2 separate regions of the Homo sapiens genome follow, and region 1 is linked to region 2. A link is an interaction called in ENCODE POLR2A ChIA-PET data of the cell type or tissue named here. Cell type or tissue: PC-3. All regions are shown on one strand. Links, peaks and the distances in the headings refer to the core of each region. The heading gives the core; the rest is flanking DNA.

Region 1 (9,775 bases), core at 1,041-9,040, 350 kb after region 2:
CCATTGGAGATACAAATTTCACCAGGAATGTAGAGCAGGCATAGAAGATTCAAGAAGAGATAAAGTGGTTACTCCACGCTATGTTCGTAATTTTGTATTCCATTTGTAAAGTCCGAATTCAGCTGCAATGATGTCATGTGAACATCTGGGTCCTGGGTGTAGGGGTTGGAGGAGAATGTGTACCTTTCTAAGCAGTGGTTCCTTTGAGGCATTCAGCTTTTCTCTTTTGTCAAGGCTGCCTTGCTTTGATATGGTTTCTGTATTTCCGGCTTATACAATTAACAACTGCACACATGGGAACAAAAGCGACTGTCACAACATTCACAGCTTGTGAGGCATAAGACACAGAGTATGCACTGGTACACTAATGAAAAGGCAGACTTTAAAATCCCATTCATACCCCAGAAAGTTCACAGCACACTGACATGTCCTTGGGAGCTGCCTGGAAACACTGGGTTCTTTGAATGTGGTCCTGATCATTTTCTCAGAAAGATAATCATGCCCTACATGCCTGGACTATTTAAGGCCACATGTGCTAATTTAATTTACGATGCTAAAAAGAGCTGCACCATTTGCGAAGGCAGTGGAATGCAAAGGGCTGCTCCGAGCCCTGTACACACAAGGGATCCCCCTGATCCTCTGACACTGGGAAAGAGAGAGCAATGGAAAATACTAGCTGTGGCATGGCTGTGGGTAATAGTGCTTAATCCATGACCACTACAAGCATGGAGATATGCTTGGAAGGGAAGTGAGATTTAAGCAGGGGAAGGAGAATCACTGACTTGGAAAACTGTCTCAAAAAAAAGAAAAAGTCTTGCTCTTTTGCCCAGGCTGAAGTGCAGTGGGGTGATCTCGGCTCACTGCAACCTCTGCCTCCCGGGTTCTAGCAACTCTCCTGTCTCAGCCTCCCAAGTAGCTGGGACTTCAGGCACATGCCACCATGCCCGGCTAATTTTTGTATTTTTAGTAGAGACGGGGTTTCACCGTGTTGGCCAGGCTGGTCTCAAACTCCTGACCTCATGATCCACCCACCTCAGCCTCCCAAAGTGCTGGGATTACAGGCTATAGGCACAAGCCACAGCGCCCGGCCAGAAAACTCTTAAATGGATACAAACCAGTCAGCATACCATTGGTGACTCTATGGTTATTTAACTCTATGGTTAATTAAAAGGAGAAAGTAGGAGAGGGAAATCATGGAAAGAATCATTCACGCCACAGCTAGAGGTCAGAACAGGCTTTCGAATGTGGCTTTTGAAGTCACACCTTAGCTGGTGGCTTCCTGCCTCAAACTACATGTAGGGATCCATAAGGTGCAACATCTGCCTTTCACACAGAAATGCTCATCAGCTTTTCCTTAGCCATGGACTATTTGTTCTAAAGGATTCTAAGAGGGTGAAGGAATGCTAACTCCTTAGACAGATGATCTGACAGATGGACTCAAGGGAGGCAAGGCTCTATCCTGGGGGTGAAGAGGGGGAGGGGGCAAGAGTCAAAAAGCAAACAAGGAAAACACAAAGGGCATAACATTCTCAAGCTTTATGAACATACATAATTATGCCCATAACTAAAATACATAGTCAAGACAGAGGAAGCACAAAATAGTTATTCTAATGTATAATCTAAAACCAGATTGAGAATGCATGACAAAACCTGTTTATATAAGTTTGCTACGGCTGTAAAAGAATACAATATAAAAAGAATCCCATTTATTCTTGCACATATTTAAAAAAGGAAAAAAGTCTCATTGAAATGAAAATTATGTCACCGAACAAAAGCTGATTATCTGCTAACTTTCTGCCCTAATTTTATGAAAACAGTATGGCAAAAAATATGAGCAGATTGAAGAAATAATGTAATTGTATAATACATATGAAAATGTTCCCCCAATCAATGAGGTAATCAAAGATATAGAAAGTCAATCACTTTTGCTATAAATTATTAAAGCTAATGAAAAGATCACTCAATACTCTCAGATGCTTTAGGAGTAAAAATTTGTAAGAACTTATCAAAAGCATTATTCAATATACTTATACTTTAAAGATCTTAAAAATGTTCACAGATTTTGAGTGAGAAAGCCTAATTCTGGGAATCTACCCTAAGGAACTCATTAGAATATGAATAAACATTTCTGTTTAGAAATTTTAATCAAGAAAAAAAATTAAGGCTGGGTGCAGTGGCCCATGCCTGTAATCCAGCACTTTGGGAGGCAGAGGCGGGTGGATCAGGAGTTCGAGACCAGCCTGGCCAACATGGTGAAGCCCTGTCTCTACTAAAAGTACAAAAATTAGCCGGGCATGGTGGCGTGGGCCTGTAATCCCAGCTACTCGGGAGGCTGAGGCAGGAGAATCACTGGAACCCAGGAAGCAGAGGATGCAGTGAGCCAAGATTGTGCCACTACACTCCAGCCTGGGAAACACAGCAAGACTCTATCTCAAAAAAAGAAGGAAGAAAGAAAGAAAAAGAAAAAAATTAACTTTTATAAAGATTTCAATGGGATGTAAAAGTAATTATAATAAGTGATGAAAATTAATTATTAATATAATTACATAATTATATTCACGGTATGATTATAGCAAGGTAGAAAAATCAAACAACAAATGAAAACTTTCATAAGTATACAGACAAAATACTGAAAGTTAATTTATCAGAATGCCAATAGCAATTATCTATGTGTTCTTATTTTACTTTTAACTCATTAGAATTTTACAAATATGTTACACATGATAAATGTTATAATCAGAAAAATGTAATCGAAGCCTAACTCTAGCAATAGCAATAAAAATCACCACAAAGTTACTTCATGAATTATTTAGGAAGAAATAACATAAAATAAATTAGATTAGCACTGATATAGTCAGTTTTCTCTAGTATAACATTGACCTGAAACTTGTGTTGGTTACAGATTGCACTGAAAGAGCCAGGTGGTTTTGTCTAGCAGGCAACTTCTGTGTATGCACACACACAAATCCCAGATTGGGACAGACACACCTCAACTTCAAGCTCAGTAAACTGAAATGAGGAAAAAAAATTTCTTTTGAAGTAGCCCAAAGCTTAACTTATAGATTTTATACTTGATAAGAGGATAGGGAAGAAATTAGAGCCATCCTTTGGGAACTTGACTCAGTCACATGTGGGAAATTTTCCTGGTTGATCTGTAGAAATAGGCCAGCCACCATTTTAATTATTCTCTCTGTTCTACCATCTTTAAACATCTAAATTATTTTTGTATTGTAAATGTTTGGCAAACAGACTACAGTTTTATTTTTATATCTGTGTTGTTGAAGAATAAAAGTGAACATCCTTCAAAGTCACAAGTTCTGAAGCAAATGATATAGAAAAAAAATTTAACACTGAAAATTCTGAAAAATCAACTTTCCCAAAACAAATCACGACATTTTGTTAAGATCTGATTATATTTAACTCTTCTATTTCCCATATGCTGAAAGAGTTCATATGAGACAATGGGGCCACACTTTCAGGGGGAAAATAATATGTCTTCTTAAGTCTTTCTAATTTTAAAGTTCTCAGGATCATAATATTGTTTAAAAAAAGTCAAAATCTTGAAAAATAAGAAACAAGAGCCTCCTGCTTCCCAAGCTGTACTGAAAGGAAACTGTCAAAGAATAAAAAGTCAACTCTGCTAAGAGTTCCATTTCTCTGGTCCTATAGGCACAGTGAGAATTTCCTGTGGAAAAGACAAGTACAGCTGGTGTCCAATTAGTAAAAGATGGTGATGAAAGGATATAGTTATTCAGGGTCTGTTCTTTGAAAATGATAATGACCTCTGATTTCTAAGTTCCATAAGTAGAGTCTGCCGCCTGCATGCAGGCTGCTCATAAACTTCCCACTTTCCTTTTTCTGTCTGTGTTGTTGTGGTATAAGGGGGGGGTGCGGGGAGGGGGTAGGTGCTGGAGGTACAGAAGGTCATGCCTTCTCTGCCGGCAAATATGATTAATGTGTGTACAGGGAGGAGAAAAACGCCACTCACCTGGCTATCAGCCAGCCTGACTCATGCCTCTGGGCATCTTAGAACACCAAATATCCAGCAACTCTGGCTGGGGTCTAGAGAGATGTCTATTAGCTTTCACAATGTCTGGGTTAGGAAGGTGCTTCTAATCTTGTTTGTAATAAATATTAGTTCAATTGTTAGAAGTGTTTTTAATCACCTAAAAGGAAGTAAACAGGCTTGCCTCACAACCTCGACAGGCAGTGTATGTGTGACTTGTTCTTTCTATCCGGAATCACTCGGTTCAAATGCTCAGAGGGAAGAAAGATGGTCATAAAATAAAAGTGTTATATTAAAAATAAATAAATAAATAAATAAAAAGTGTTGACCTCACCCAGGCCCATTTACCGCACTATTTACACTATTGCCACACAGCCTGGCAGCACCAGGAACCTGTGTTCCCAAGAAATGGAAGAGGCCAGCAGGGAAGCACCCATGGGTCTGCTCCAAGCCCTTCCTGGGCAGGGCTTCCCGGCAGAGTTACACAACAGCTGATACATCTGTGCACACTCCCGGAGCCTCCACTCCGACAGGAGCTAAATTCATCCATCAGTGAGAAAACAAAGTAGAAGGGAAAAAAAGCTGGGGACTCCAGGTTAAAAAACAACCACAAAAGATTTTCAAAGCAACTTCTTCAAAGGCCCTTTTATATTTATTTTAAGGAGACATTTCAATTTAAGTGACGTTGTCAATCATTTTCTTTTTCAAATATGACAATGCTATTTTACCCCTACTTCTTTCTCATGGCTGGATGGAAATGAAGGGGAAAGTTATCTTCCTTACCCAAAAAATCACACAAAGAACATCTTGGCAAGGGCAAATAACTTAAATGTTTTGTTTTCAGTGTTCTTAATTTAGCTATTTTCCATTAACTTACTATTGTCATAAAAAAGTGCTCTGATTAAATAAACTTTATATACAGCATACCAAATACTTTTCTGAAGTTATCGTTTGGGAATACAGCAGACTAAAAGAAAGGAAGAGCATGGGCTGCTGCTCACAAAGTGGTGAACATGCCAAAGTATAATTTAAAAAAAAAACCCTTTTTTCATAGGAATGAAAACCATTTCAGAAACCATTAAGCCAAAATGTAGGCTACAACCATAACTTTTATATCCTAATTATTAGCCTTGGTGAAATGATCGTGTGTATAACATTTAATATGCTGTAAAATGGGATTTCAAATACCGAACCTATAAGCATCTCTTACATTCCATAGATTCCGAAGATTAAAACCAAAATCAAAAGGTGCAGAGCGGCAGCTCTGCCTCCCTAACTCCGTGAGGGGACAGGAAATCAGGGTGTAGTGTGTTCTGGGCAGTCCAGGTATTTGAAAGAGAAGCAGCTTGTCAGGTGGGCCCTGGAGGGAAGCCCATTATATCTGTGGGGGTCCTGACATTTGGGGTAATCTAAACCTTGTTACTTGCGAATCGCCCCTGGTGGGAGGGAGATTTAGAATGGATGCCTCCTTACCCAAGCAATTAGATCATTTAGGAAACAGAGAAAATGGGCAATAAGGATCTCCCTCCTAGAGAGCACTTGCTGGTGTTCAATCAGATAGTTCTGACAACAGAAGATGTGGCATTTGCTGAACAAAACAGTAAATGCTGGGGCTCAGCCCCACACAGGGCTTTGAAAATCTCTCAACGCGTAGTGCACAGAGCATCACAAAGCTATCACCTAGCATCCATAGTGTCCTTGAACACCTGAGGACCAGGCAGAACAAGGATGCATTTTTTTTTGTGAGTAACCTCTGGGAGTACCAAATGCAAGGGCTTCTTACAGACCAGGAGCAAGGTTGTTCTTGAAGAGAGGTTGTGTTCTGTGAATGATACAAAACTCTGAACTTCAAATTACACAAAAGTAGCACTTGGAAAAAGCAAATGATGAATCCTTGTAAGTTCTAGAAATTATCTTCAGAGCCAACATAAACACTTTGAAGGAATAAGAGCAATTCAGGCGCTGGTCCTGCAGAATTAACCACTCCCTCCTCAGTGTTCTTGGGATATTCCTCAGTTATGGCACTCGTCACGTCACCCCATACTAGAATTATTTCTTTACTTGCCAAACTCCCTGAGTGCCTGGAGAACACAGAATGTCTTATTCCAATCACAACCCAAATATTTAGCACAATGCTTGGCATATTTTAATTGCTATTTAAATATAAGCTGAAAAAAATTAAGTAACTTTCTCAGATATGTGATAAACAAACTCCAAAAAACTACCATCATCTCTGATCATTCTTTAACTCCCACAATGTCTACACTGTCATTTTAGTTATCACTGTCTACATCCCCATCCTTGAGGCTGATTTGAAGCCATGTGACTTGTAAAAAATCCACTGATGACAAACATAACCGACAACATCTAAAAGGTGAATGACAAGCAAAAGCACATGATGTCTACCGTCTAAAGCCCTGTCTATATCTCAGCTGAGGAAATAAAAGTCACACATCGAACCTTTACTTGCCTTAAAGATGTGTGTGAAAGCCACATCTTTCACAAACATTACCTGCCTGTCACGGTATCAGGGCTTGGCCGAAGGCCTTAGTGTTGGTTCAGTAATATCGGCTGTAAGCCAGATGTTTCCAGAGCTATGGGCCACATTTTCAAAAACACATGCAGTATTTCTAATGATCTTATATGTTGGGTATATTGAGTATGAAATTGGTTTTCTACCAATCTGATTAAAAAGGAATCACCCGCAGGAAAATATTTCCTGAGGACTGCAGGAGTGAAACAGAGGCCAAAGAAGCACAATGAAAACACTGCAGTTCTACCTGGGTTTTAGCAAGTGAGCCCTAACCCTGTTTCATGAAGTAAGCTACCTGTTTCTATACTTGCATCCATTCATTAATTAAGGATGAGGATGTATTTATTTTTCCAGATGCCCTTACAGGATGATGTGGCTCCTAGATGGTTAATTACTTAAGCCAAGGTCAAGAACCTGCTATGGGAAAGCCACTTGGAGCTCCTCGGCAACTTGTGTTTAGCTCTTCAATCTGCTGGCATCAAAGGGAAATTTTCAACAGCACACAAATGCAAGGGAGTTTTGTTGGCAAGAAGGGCCTCTGATGGCTCTGTAATCAACTCGGCTTCAACAGGCCTTTTGCACAGACCAAAAGCAACTCAAACTTTTGGAAAGCCATTCGTTTTTTTCCTAATCGAAACACTGTCTCTTGTGTCCTAATGTCCTGTTGGAAGTGATTTCTATGAACTAAGAGAAAATTTTGTCTGTAGCAGTTTGAAAACAGAGCAAATGACACTTCTGCAAGCCTGACATTAGTGTTTTGTTTTTAATTGAAATCCAACATCAAATAACATGCCTGCAATCAGAAGAGGAAGAGTGGACCTTTGGAAAAATGGGGTTTCAGTGGATTTCACTGCCCAGAGAGATGGGGGCTGTTTTCCATTTCCCTTAAGCGATATCAAAAGTTGTATTTTTTCAAATACAGAAGTGAGAAGCAGAAAAAGGTAGCTTTCCTTCTCTTCCTGAAGTATAGAAAAGAGCTAGTAGACAAGTCTCAAAAGATAACACAATTTGTAGGGGCCGCCCTCCTAGCACTGGTGCGGCTGCTCTGCTCATCCTCACAAATCAATCTGGTCATCTCCAGCACATCTGCTCAGGTGCTGACAAATGATGAATTCCACCTCAGAATCCATAAGCAGAAAGAGGCTGGCTGATAAACAGCTATGAGCGGAAATGTATGCACCTTTCATAAGCAAGACAAATCACTCATTCTCACCAAATGCTTCCAACAGGAACACTAATTCTGTATTTATTTGCACAGCATATGTACTGCGTCCGAAGCAGTGCATTAAAAAAGATCTCAGGCAGCCAATTGCTTTGATTACTTTATTCATCGTAGTATTACAAGGGCTCAATGGCAGAGCAATGAAATAGGAAGCTAGTGAAGACTGAAACACCTCGTCAATGGCTTGTCAGAGTTGAAGGTTTTTCTGGTGCGTAAAACACACACACACACACACACACACACACACACACACTCTCACCCCTGGTGTAGGAAAGAATTTTTTTTTTAAATAAAATACTGTGGCCATGCATCTTAAATTTGCCATATGCCTTTCCTGTCAACCAGCAGTTATTTTTATTAATAACTCCAAGAACATATCATGGAATTCTTTTTTGTTTTGAGATCCGGTCATGTGACTCCTTCAACACCAGGGAACACTGGGTAAATTGTAATGTTCTAACATGCCAATGAATGGTCTCTTTTAGAGCCAAGTTGGTGATGAATTGATATTTGCTAAGGCCTAAGCAAGCACAGGGCACTATATATATTCCTTCTTCTGTGCTCTCTGCAATGATGGATGGAAGTAAGGAGCAGAAAAGAAGTCACACAGACAAGCTCAAACTGACAACCAAGCAACCACCAGTGGACTGTTTCAATCAAGCTGCAAAAGAAGTAGCTTTTTGTATTACTTACTGTAGCTTCATTCGCCTACTGTACACATGGATCATGGATACACTGTACCATTGGCCTGTCTGAAAATTGGAATGCAGTAGAAATAGCAGAAAAGATACAACTTCCTTCGGGCCCCTAGAGGAAGGTCTTTTAAGCAAGGCATTTTCCCATAGATGCCAGTACGGGAAATTCATGCTCCCATCTTCATGAGAGATCTGACTTTTGAGAGGAAAATCAAGATGGGTTTGCTGTTTTCCTTTAATAACACTCATACCTCCCAACAACAGAAACCTCTGGGACCACAAGACAGGTGTGATGGTGTCACATAGTATCCTCCAAGCTTTGTTCTAACAACAAAGCTCTCTTGGTTAGGAATTTCTGGTTTACAGTTTAAAATGTTAGCGTAAGACACTGATGTTCCAAAAAAAAAAAAAATACAAGCCTACTTCATGAAACCAATGCCTGTTGTGCAAATAAATACAGAGTTAGTGTTTACCCCTGGCAGGGCATTTTTCTTTGAGTTGGCTGCAGAGCATTAAAAAAGACATTAAGTAGATTATACATTTACATGAAGTCCCTTGTTATTTTTAACCATAAAAAAAAAGCATTTTTCTTTTTGATGATATATATACTAATTGTGAATGATTACAAGAGGTGACTTTGTAAGACAGTGTAATTGTGTTTTTTTCCCCCACAGAAATTTCACGGTAATGTAACTTTGGTAAAATAGCTTAACTAAAAATCTGTTATTAAAATAAGTGCTTTTGGCTTAAATTGAATCACTATTTTTTGAACAAATAAACAAAAATCATACCCTAAAATAGCATTCAATTTCAGAGAAGGTGGTTTATTCTTTATGTAGTAAGCTCAAATTCCTAAGAAGGTCTATATAAAATTCTGTAAACCCTGTCTAAGTTAAAAATAATTGTGAAGAATAAACTACCTTTAGAAAGATTCTAGAAGAAGCCATAAAAATCAAGTGATTTGAACCTTCATTTTCCAATGACGACAATGAGGTCCAGAGAGGCAAACTAACCTACTCAAGGAAGCACATCTAACATAACTGAAACTCAACTCAAAATTAAACTTCAGAATCCAATTCATTATTTCAGTTGAGGTGGAGTGAGGAAAGACTACCTACACTTTTTAAAAATTTTTTTGAAGTTTAGAACCAACATAAATTTTATTAAACAATGGACTTTTAAAACAATCTCTCCCCCTTTCACACCAGAACAGTATGGAAAAATTGGATATCACATATGCAATGCTACATTAATGGTCAAAATATTTTTTTCCTGAAATTTTGCTTCACATTTAATATGATTATTTTTATAAGAGCAAT
Region 2 (9,775 bases), core at 489-8,488:
TGTTGTATAATACTAGGCAAAAGAAAAGAGACTTTGCAGTCTCCATTATGTATCAAACACAATAAGAAGAAAATATGTAGAAACATTTTGAAGGAACAGAGTGAGTGAGGGGGAACAAAAAACACAGAAACTTTAGGAGTGGCAGCTAAAAAAAAAAAAAAAAAAACTCTTGGATCTGTAAGATTACCAAAAGAGGATGAGACCCAGCTGCTTCAGTGTTCACTTGAGATTAAATGAGGAAACACGGGCTTTGTCATTTTCAAAAATAGCCACTATGAACCATGCCAAATCCTTTGTAAAATTCTGTGTTTAGCACATGTCTATTTCTCTTTGTTAATTATACACCTACTACTATGAAATATATCTAGTGTTGAAAGTCTCCAATTAGGTAATACTAAATCTAAAAGTTAGAAACTCACAAAAGAAATGTAAGATTTTAAATTCTCATATTAATTTGACCAAATGCTTTCAACTATTATTCATACTGTGAAATGTGATATGTTTTAAAGTCTAGTAATTTTTGTTAATATCACATGACAATATTAGATGTTAAGTCTCTTATTATATGTTGGAATATATAATGTTATTTTATACCATGTAATTTTTAACCCTTAACGTTTTCCTATAAAGAAAAACTTAATTATAAATTACGTAAACCTGCCAGATTTGCCATTTGCTTTTAGCTCCTCACTGCTGCATTTTGTATTTAGATCCTATAGCCAACAAAACGAGACAATAGACATCAAAGTCCAGGACAAGTTTTGAGGAGAATGCCTATGCGTGGTGCCAAAATAGAGGATATTCTACTTCTCCCTGTACCTTTATCTGAGGAAAGTGAAGTGTCATTATTTAGTTGTCTCAAGTGTTGCAATGTTTATTAGCAATATATATGATGTCTGTGCATCCCCTTGTATAAGACTGGAATCAAAACATTTCAGTTCCAGATTTCACTGAATGAGAAGTTATTCTCTTTTTTAAAAGATAACAGCATGGACTTCCACTTTCAAATTGAAAGACTAACCTCTATCAGATTTGCCCACACATGGTAAGCAACTATAAAACTGAATGAAATACATGATATGACTATTATCTGTCACAGTGCAATTGGTAGCACAGGACAGTAATCTCTGAATGAAGGGAAACACAAGAGGTGAGTTTCATCATCACCTCGGCTTTCTCCTCAGGGGCGATTTCTTAATGCAGTATAAGGAATTGAAGACCAGTAGTAGAAAAAGGCAGACCCAATTAGTTGAGGAGGCAAAGTTCACAGTTCAGAGCTGCTGAAATTTATTAGCTGAAATTTACAGGATGAGATTTTAGAGAGAATAGAGCTTGGAAGAAGAGTGGTCTCAGAAATCTTTGTAGACTCATTGGATCCAGGGATGGACTGTACATATGGTGATAAGACATATGCTATATTATGAAATATAGCAGGGAATGGTGCTTACAGGATTGAGACTCAAACAACAAATAACAGCAGTTACATAGTATGTGGAGGCACTTAAGTTTTAGCCCAGTCAAAGACAAGATAACTTATCAAGAGTATAGGCCTTCAGGTAAAACACTAGAAAATCTGTATCTTAGGAGTACGGACCATGCCTTAGAAAACACTAAGCCAAGCCTTGATAGGATATAGGAGCATCTTGGTAACTTACTAAATTGCCAAAACAAAATGCTATTTAAGAGAGATTATATAACCCATATTACTTATGATATCACCCACAGTGGTCCAAAATCAATCCAAATGTTTTTAAATGTAAAAAAAAGAGGATAAAAATATGTCCCATCATATAGCAATAAAGCAGTCAATAAAAAAAAAAACCTCTAGGATAATTCAAATATTAGAATTAACAGAAAATGACTTTAGAATATCTGGTACAAAGATGTTCAAAGACTTAAAAGAAAATATAGTCATAATGAGTGAAGATATGGGAAAACTCACAAGATAGATGGAATGAAGAAGACATCTAGTACAAAGATGTTCAAAGACTTAAAAGAAAATATAGTTATGAGTGAAGAGATGGGAAAATGAAGAAGAGAAAGAAAATGAAGAAGAGAAAGAAAATGAGGAAGATGCAGGAGGAGGAGAAAGAGAAGGAAGGAAGGGGAGAAGAAGAATAAAACTGAAATCTGGAATTTAAAACTACAATGCCTGAAATGAAAATTTCATTTTAATGATTTTGACAGCAGATTGGAGATTATAGAAGAAAGAGTCAGTAAATTTGATTAGAGTTTGATTGAAATAATTCAATGTGAATAAGAGAGGAAAAACAGAAGAAAAATGAACAGTCTTTAACAACCTATGGGGAAGTATCAACTAGTCAAATATATCTACAGATAGAGTCCCAGAAAAAGAGGAGATAAATAAAAAGGCATGAAATACATATATCAATATATAATGGTTGAAGTTGTTCCAATTTGATGGGAAAAAAAGTCAAATTACAGATACAAGAAGCTTCCTAAACCCAGAATAAAAAAAAAACACACACACAAATAAGTATATCATAGTAAAACTATTGTAAAACAAAGATAAAGATGGCAGGCAAAGAAAATCAACAAATGATATATAGAGGACAAAAAATACAAATAATAGCTGACTTCTCATCAGAAAATACTGGAGCCAGAAGACACTAAGTATGTGAATAAATGTAAATGACTACCTTCTTTTCTTCTTCCCTTAATATCTCTTAAAAAGTAAGTGAATCATTAAAGCAAAAAAAATAAAATTGTAAACTGCTTTTTAACCAATGTAAAATCGATAATATATTTGACAATGTAAAATATTTGACAAATTGGCACAAAAGACAAAGATGGTAAGTGTACTGTTGTAAGATTCTTACATTTGTGATGTGCAATATACAAATTGTGGATGGTAAAATATTAATTCTAAATAGACTCTAAAAAGGGCAAAGTAGATAGTATATACAGTATAGCAATGACTAAAAAGAATAACATGAAGTCCAGCTAAAAAACTGTGAGAGAAAAATAAATGAAGCACTGAAAATATTCAATTAAACCAAAATAGACATCAAAACACAAAGGGAGAAAAAAAAAACAACAAATGAAACAAATAAAAGGCTAGGTTGAGAGAATAGACTTAAACTGTGTCAATAATTTTACATTGAAAGTAGATGAACTGAACTCTCAAATTAAAAGGTAGATATTGCATGGTTGGTTTTAAAAAGGAAAATCTAGCCATATGCTCTCAAAAATATAAACACATTAAAAATAGACACAAAGACACTAAAAGTAAAAAGTGGAAAATATATACCATGAAAGCAGTAAGATTAAAACAAACTGATCTGGCTGCATTAAAATGAGACAAGCTACTATTCAAGACAAGGAGTATTACAAGAAATACAGGGAAGCCCTGTATAATAATAAAAGGATCAATTCAGCAGAATACATAGCAAGCTAAAATATGCTCTCAATAAGAAAGCACTGAAATATACAAAGCAAAGTCTGATGGATCTTAAGGGAGAAACAGACAAATCTACCATCATAATTGGAGAGTTTAATATCCCTTTCATAATTACTGATAAAACAAGTTTACCAAAAACTACAAATATAGAAGATGTGAAAAATATTATCAGCCATTCTGATCTAATTGACATCAACACAAGACTGAAAAAAATACATTTTTGTCAAGCACAAATGGAACATTCACCAAGATGAAGGATGTACTGGGCCATAAAATAAATCTTAATAGATTTCAAAAAAATTGAAATCTTATAAAGTATGTTCTCTGACCACAAAAAAATTAATTAGAAATTAAATTTTTAAAGATGTCTAGAAAATTCTAAAATATTTTGGAATTCAAACAACATATTTCTAAATAATCAATGGGTAGAAAAAATGACAAGGGAACTTTGAACTGAGTAATACTATAAGCAAAACATGTCAAAATGTGTAGGATACAGCTAAAACAGTTCTCAGAGGGAAATTTGTAGCTTGCAATGCCAATATCAGAAAAGAAGAAAAACATCAAATGAATTATGTAACTTTCCACCTTAAAAAAGTTTTAAAAAGAGCAATTATATCCAAAGCAAGTAGCAAAAAGGAAGCAACAAAGCATAGAAATCTATGATTGACAGAGAGAAAATTAGCAAATCCAAAAGTTGACTTCTAAAAGATTAAGAAGACTGACAACCCCTTACAAAGACTGATGAGAAAAAAATAAAATTAGCAATAGCAGGAATGAAATAGTGGCTGTTATTACAGAACATTCAGACAATAAAGGAATATTATAAATGACTTAATGCTAGTAAACTAAATGAATTAAAAAAACTGACAAAAGAAAAAAATAGAAAAATCTGCTAAGCTCTGTATTTACTGTTTTTTAAATTTATAATAAAAAACCTTTCCAAAAAATAATGGCTTAGATAGTTTAACTGGTAATTTCTACCACGTATTTGAGAAAGACAAAATATCACTCTTACACAAAATACTGCAGAAAATAAAGAGGAAGGCACACTTACCAATTTGTTTTGTGAGTATAATATAGCCCTGATACTAAAGAGTAACAAGGATATCATAAAGATCAAAAATCAGAATTTCTAGTTTCATTTCAAACAGGAAAGAGGTTGCAAGTCCTCACTTCTATCCTTAACCAACCACAAAAAGTTGAACAAACTGAAAATTAATGTATTTTCTTGGACCCATCAGAGAAGTGAGGTAACAAACTGTCACCACACTATCTGGAGAGATGGCCAAATGCAGAGAGTCAGAGCTGAGGTCATTTTACCTAGAGCAGAAGCCACTGGAGCCCAAAAGTGGTAGAAACACTTAAATGATAATTTTAACAAACCTCTGGAGCCTGAGGAGGGAAGAGTTTGAGAAAGTCCTTAGAATGACAGCCTTAAGAAAGGGCCTCACACTTTCATTCCAGGAACCCCACCAGATTTTTATGGTGAAGAGCTCAGAAAGGTGTCCTTTTGGCTCTGGCAGGGGGTAGGGGTAAAGTAATAATTGTGAAATGTACCTAAGGTGTTCTCCATAACAAATGCCTACTCTATCGTAAAAAATATTTTATCAGAACCTTATTACACATGGGGGAAAGACATTTATTTGACTTTAGCATTGAGATGAGAAGTCTAAGAAAGAATCAAAAGGAAATGGTAGAAATCAAAAGCTCTGTAACTGAAATAAAAAAAAATGCCTTTGATGGACTCATGAGTAGACTAGACAGAGCTAAGAAAAAAAATTAGTGAGCTTGAAAAGAGTTTCAATAACATTCCCCAAACAAAGTGCAAAGAGAAAAACAGAATAAAAAAGGGGGAAAACCAAAATAGAACATCCAAGAACTGTGGAAGAATTTCAAAGATGTAGCCTTTGTGTATTTAGAACACCAAAAGAAGAAGAAAGAGTGAAGTAGAAGAAATGTTTTGCTAGTGGCCAGAAGCTTTCCTAAAATAATATTTACCAAATTATAAACCCAGGAAGCTCAGAGATAACCAAGCAGGATAAACACCAGAAAATCTACAGTTAGATGTATCATATTCAAATTACAGGAAACTAAAGACAGACCATCTTGAAAGAAGTCAGAGGATGAAACATCATCTGTCCCATTTAATTAAAAAAAAAAAAACAAGGATAAGAATTACAGCAGACTTCTCATCAGAAACCACGCAAGCAGCAACGGAGAGGAGAGAGATACTTACAGTGTTGAAGAAAAATAGTAACTAATTATCCTTCAAAATTATCCTTGAAAGGATAATCTTGTTCTTAGATGAACAAAAACTGAGGGAATTCATCGTTAGCAGACATGCCCTGCAAGAAATGTTAAAAGTTCTTCCAGAAGAACAAAACTTATATAGGTCAGAAATGTGGATCTACATTTAAAAGGAAAGAGCATCAGAGAAGAAAACATGAAGGCAAAATAAAGTATTTGGTGTTTTCTTATTCCAACAAGAATGTCTAATATTCAAAGAACTAGTAAAAGCAAGTGTGGATGGGGATGTAGACTAAGAGGAACTCGACAGTATTACTGTGATATGGTACCACCAATTTGAAGAACAATTGGCATTTTCTTATAAAGTTTAACATACATATAACTCAGCAATTCCACTTCCTAGATAGTTATGTAAGAAAACTGAAAATAATTTTTTTAAAAAAGAAAGACATGTACATGAATATTCAGAGCAGCTTTAGTCATAATAGGCCAAAAATGGAAACAGCTCCAACGTCCATGAGCAGTTAAGTGGGTAAATTTTGGTACAGTCTCATAATGGGATACTACTCAGCAACAAAAAGAAACAAACTTTCTGAGACATAAAACAAAGGTGAATTATGTCAAGTAAAACAAGGCAGAAACAGAAGGATATGAGAACATTTTCTGAGTCCATTTATATGAGGTTCTAAGAGGCAAAACTAATCAATGGGCTACAAGTCAGATCTTCAGTTGTCTGGTGTAGAAGGCAGTGTGAAGATAAACTGCAAAGGAGCAGGAGAGAACTTCTAGAGTGACAGAAATGTTATATGCATTTATTGGAGTGGTAAGTTATATGTATGTACATATTTGTGAACCTTTATTAGGATTTCTTTTAAAATTTGTTTAAAATTATATCTTAATAAGGTTGACTTTTAAAAAATACTAATATTGTAAACTATTAGTAAACTCAAGACCTTTGTACAGACATTTATTGATTTGAGTGTACATGAAAAGGAGAAGTAGAAATCAAGTTTTCATTGACATTTTGAAACAAAAATACTTACAAATAAACTAACAAGCAATGACCAAAAGATACATATGTCAAGATCTGAAAAAGGAAATTCACACATCAATAAGACAACTGAAAAGTTTTTTTAGCTATTAACTGCAAATTGTTAAATAACCAAATAACAAAATGAAGAATAAAATACAGCCTTCATATCTTCTCTCATTCTTAAATCCAGTCTGATTCAAGAGGAAATCAAGCCAAGCAACATCCCAATACAATTGGAGTAGATTTATAACCCAGGTGTATTTTCTATTTAGGTTGGCCTTCCTTTATAAGTTTACTATAAAAATTGAAATTATATTAAAAATGTTATCTAAGTTGTAAAAGTAAAAATAGTAATACTAAAACTATCAGAAAAGATATAACTACTACAACTGTGGAGAAAAGTATTTCCTAATTATCCATTATTTATGGATTAAATTATGAATTATTATTAAATGCAATGAAATATCCTGGGAATGGAGAGAAATCACAAATTCTCCTCTTATGTTTGCCCCAATTTATATCATTTATGTGGGCAAACTATATAAGTTTTAGGCTTTTTGATCTTGCAAAATTCATGCAAAGAATTTTCCTAATCATATAGACTTAACAGAAAAGATCTAACACTATTAACTATGTATTGAGCCTGCATATAAAAACTTATATTTTTTAAATGGTAAAAAGCTTTATTATCTATGACACATAAATGACTAGGCTTCACAGACTTTAAACTTAGAGGGCTCAAGGATGCTCCAAAAGATCATAAAACACTGAACTCCTTTTGAACTGGTTTAAAATCAAGATACTTTTTGACATACTTTATGCCATTTGGCACTTTGTGATATTTCAAAATACCTCACCTTTAAGTTTCAGAAGATTTCAACATGAAAGTCTTCTAGAAAGCTAGGCGTTATAAAAATAATTCTCAGCATATCGATTTGGAATCAACAAAAATGGTTTACAAATAACTTTACTTCAAGGCCAACCCAGTTTATAGAATCTTCCTATCTGTTAGCTGCTGAAGCAAAAATAAATTCTGAACTATGATGTTGTCATGGAAGTGTGTGCAAAAGCTAGTTCATGGTCTGTATTCTATAACTGACTGGTATTTATAAGTTAAATCATTGTAACAACACTAAAATAGTCTGTATTGTAAGGAAAAATAAAAAGTTCCTCTAATACATCTATTTAGTACTCTGGTTAAGTTAACTTTCTTTTCCAAAGCTAATTAACAAAGCTCAAATGACTAAGCCAGCTCAGGTTATGTAAATGCATACCTTGGTATAGTTTACATACATTAAACAGTGGGAGATTGTTTCCTCACTGAGTTTAGAAAAAACTTAAATTTTAAACTATGTAAAATAAAGACAGGTAATCTGATTTGACATATCTTGAGAAACCTGGAAGCTACAGGAACCCCACTGCGCCAATAGATGATTAGTTAATAAAGGGAAAGCAGCCTGACACTGAGGTGAACAATAATTAAACCTGTAGTGAAATTCTCTGATAAAATTCAATAAAGTGGCACATTGTTAGCAGAACAATGTTTCTTTAAATGGCATTGATGAGTAAACCTCAAAGTGAGATGAGATTCTGTTCAAAGAAAAATGCAGACACTCATTTTATGAATTTACTGCTCCCTGGATCATGTTCTATATAGATAATGTATAGTATACTCAATGTATTGGACTTCTACTACTTCTCACAATTGATGCAAAGAGGTGCTAGGTGTTGAAGTTTTTTTGTTTTTTTGTCTTTCGTTTTTGAGACGGAGTCTTGCTCTGTAGCCCAGGCTGGAGTGCAGTGGCTCAATCTCGGCTCACTGCAAGCTCCGCCTCCTGGGTTCACGTCATTCTCCTGCCTCAGCCTCCCGAGTAGCTGGGACTACAGGCGCCTGCCACCATGTCTGGCTAATTTTTTTTTATTTTTAGTAGAGACAGGGTTTCATTGTGATAGCCAGGATGTTCTCGATCTCCTGACCTCGTGATCCGCCCACCTCGGCCTCCCAAAGTGCTGGGATTACAGGCGTGAGCCACCGCGCCCGGCCTAGGGTTTGCATTTTTAATGCATTTATTCATTTATTTCAATAGTCTGTTTTGTTTTGTTTGGAGCATAAAGTGCTTAAAAGCTGGAAATCCAAGGATAAATAAACAAAATTGCTGCCATGAAGGGTTTTGTAGTATTACAGGCAAGCCAATGGTATAAAGAGGTAAATATGTATCAGAGTGCAAAGGATGGCAGGGAGAAAACCCTAACTCAGCCTGAGAGTCAAGAACATATAGAAGAGATGACACTGAGGAGGAATCTTGGAGAGTTACTAGATTTTTGTCAAATAAGGAAAGATTTCAGGAAGAGAGAACTAACTGGAAAAAAGTATGGAGTTGTGAAAATGACTGAAAATTCATGATGTCATAAGACCATTAGCTTGGCCTTTGGGCAGTGGTAGATGGGGGAAATGATAAGTCAACCAGAGAGTTAAGGAAGGATTACATTGTGAATAGCTTTGACTGTTGATATAGACTTTTTCCTGTGGACAACAGAAACATAATTCCGCAACTGAGCAGAAAGGACATGACTGCAGGGTTTTATGGCTCCTAGGAGGCGGTGAACTACTTTTTACAGACTCACACATATTTGCAAGGTCCTAGACATCAGTAGAGAGAGTAAAATATATGTTAATATTTCATAATCACAAAATGTAGACCTCGTTACTGTGCTCTGTATTAAGTATAATGGTGCTTCTCCCAAACAAGGGGGAGAGGAAAGCGCCAGAAATACTTACATGAACAGTGAAGACAGAGATGTGGAGTGAGACGAGAAGCTGAGAAACCAGGTAAAACTGCCCAATCTAGTTGAGATAAAATAAAGGCCAGGGCAAGCAAAGGCAGTAGAAATAGAGCAAAAAGGAGTGGAGAGATTTGCAATGAACCAACACATGCTGGTGATGAGTTGGCGGGAGAAGAGGAAGAGGTAATCATCGAGGATGGCAGCTAGGGGAAAAATGTGTCATGGTGTTACCAGGCATCTCTGACAATATAAAAGGAAGAGCAGCGTTGCTTTAAGGGAGTGCACAG

What was found. ChIA-PET counts read pairs that join two places held together with the same protein. Peaks named below come from ENCODE experiments on the same cell type or tissue, not always from the same donor. Only the 100,000 strongest peaks of a DNase experiment are listed, where the experiment ranks them.
Region 1: POLR2A ChIA-PET joins it to region 2 with 10 read pairs; 2 of 35 experiments call an interaction of 5 or more read pairs at or near these places.

What each region holds. Positions count from the first base shown.
Region 1 is chr5:107,538,674-107,548,448 of GRCh38, forward strand. All of the region lies in intron 1 of EFNA5 (ephrin A5), which reads right to left. Among named protein-coding and RNA genes, the nearest start is that of EFNA5, 130 kb to the right of the region's middle. In PC-3, for the core only: no CTCF peak of the experiment used is centred there; DNase peaks (open chromatin) are centred at 3,998 and 4,458; H3K4me3 peaks cover 1,469 bases; H3K27ac peaks cover 1,483 bases.
Region 2 is chr5:107,184,838-107,194,612 of GRCh38, forward strand. No RefSeq gene overlaps it. Among named protein-coding and RNA genes, the nearest start is that of LINC01950, 180 kb to the left of the region's middle. In PC-3, for the core only: no CTCF peak of the experiment used is centred there; no DNase peak of the experiment used is centred there.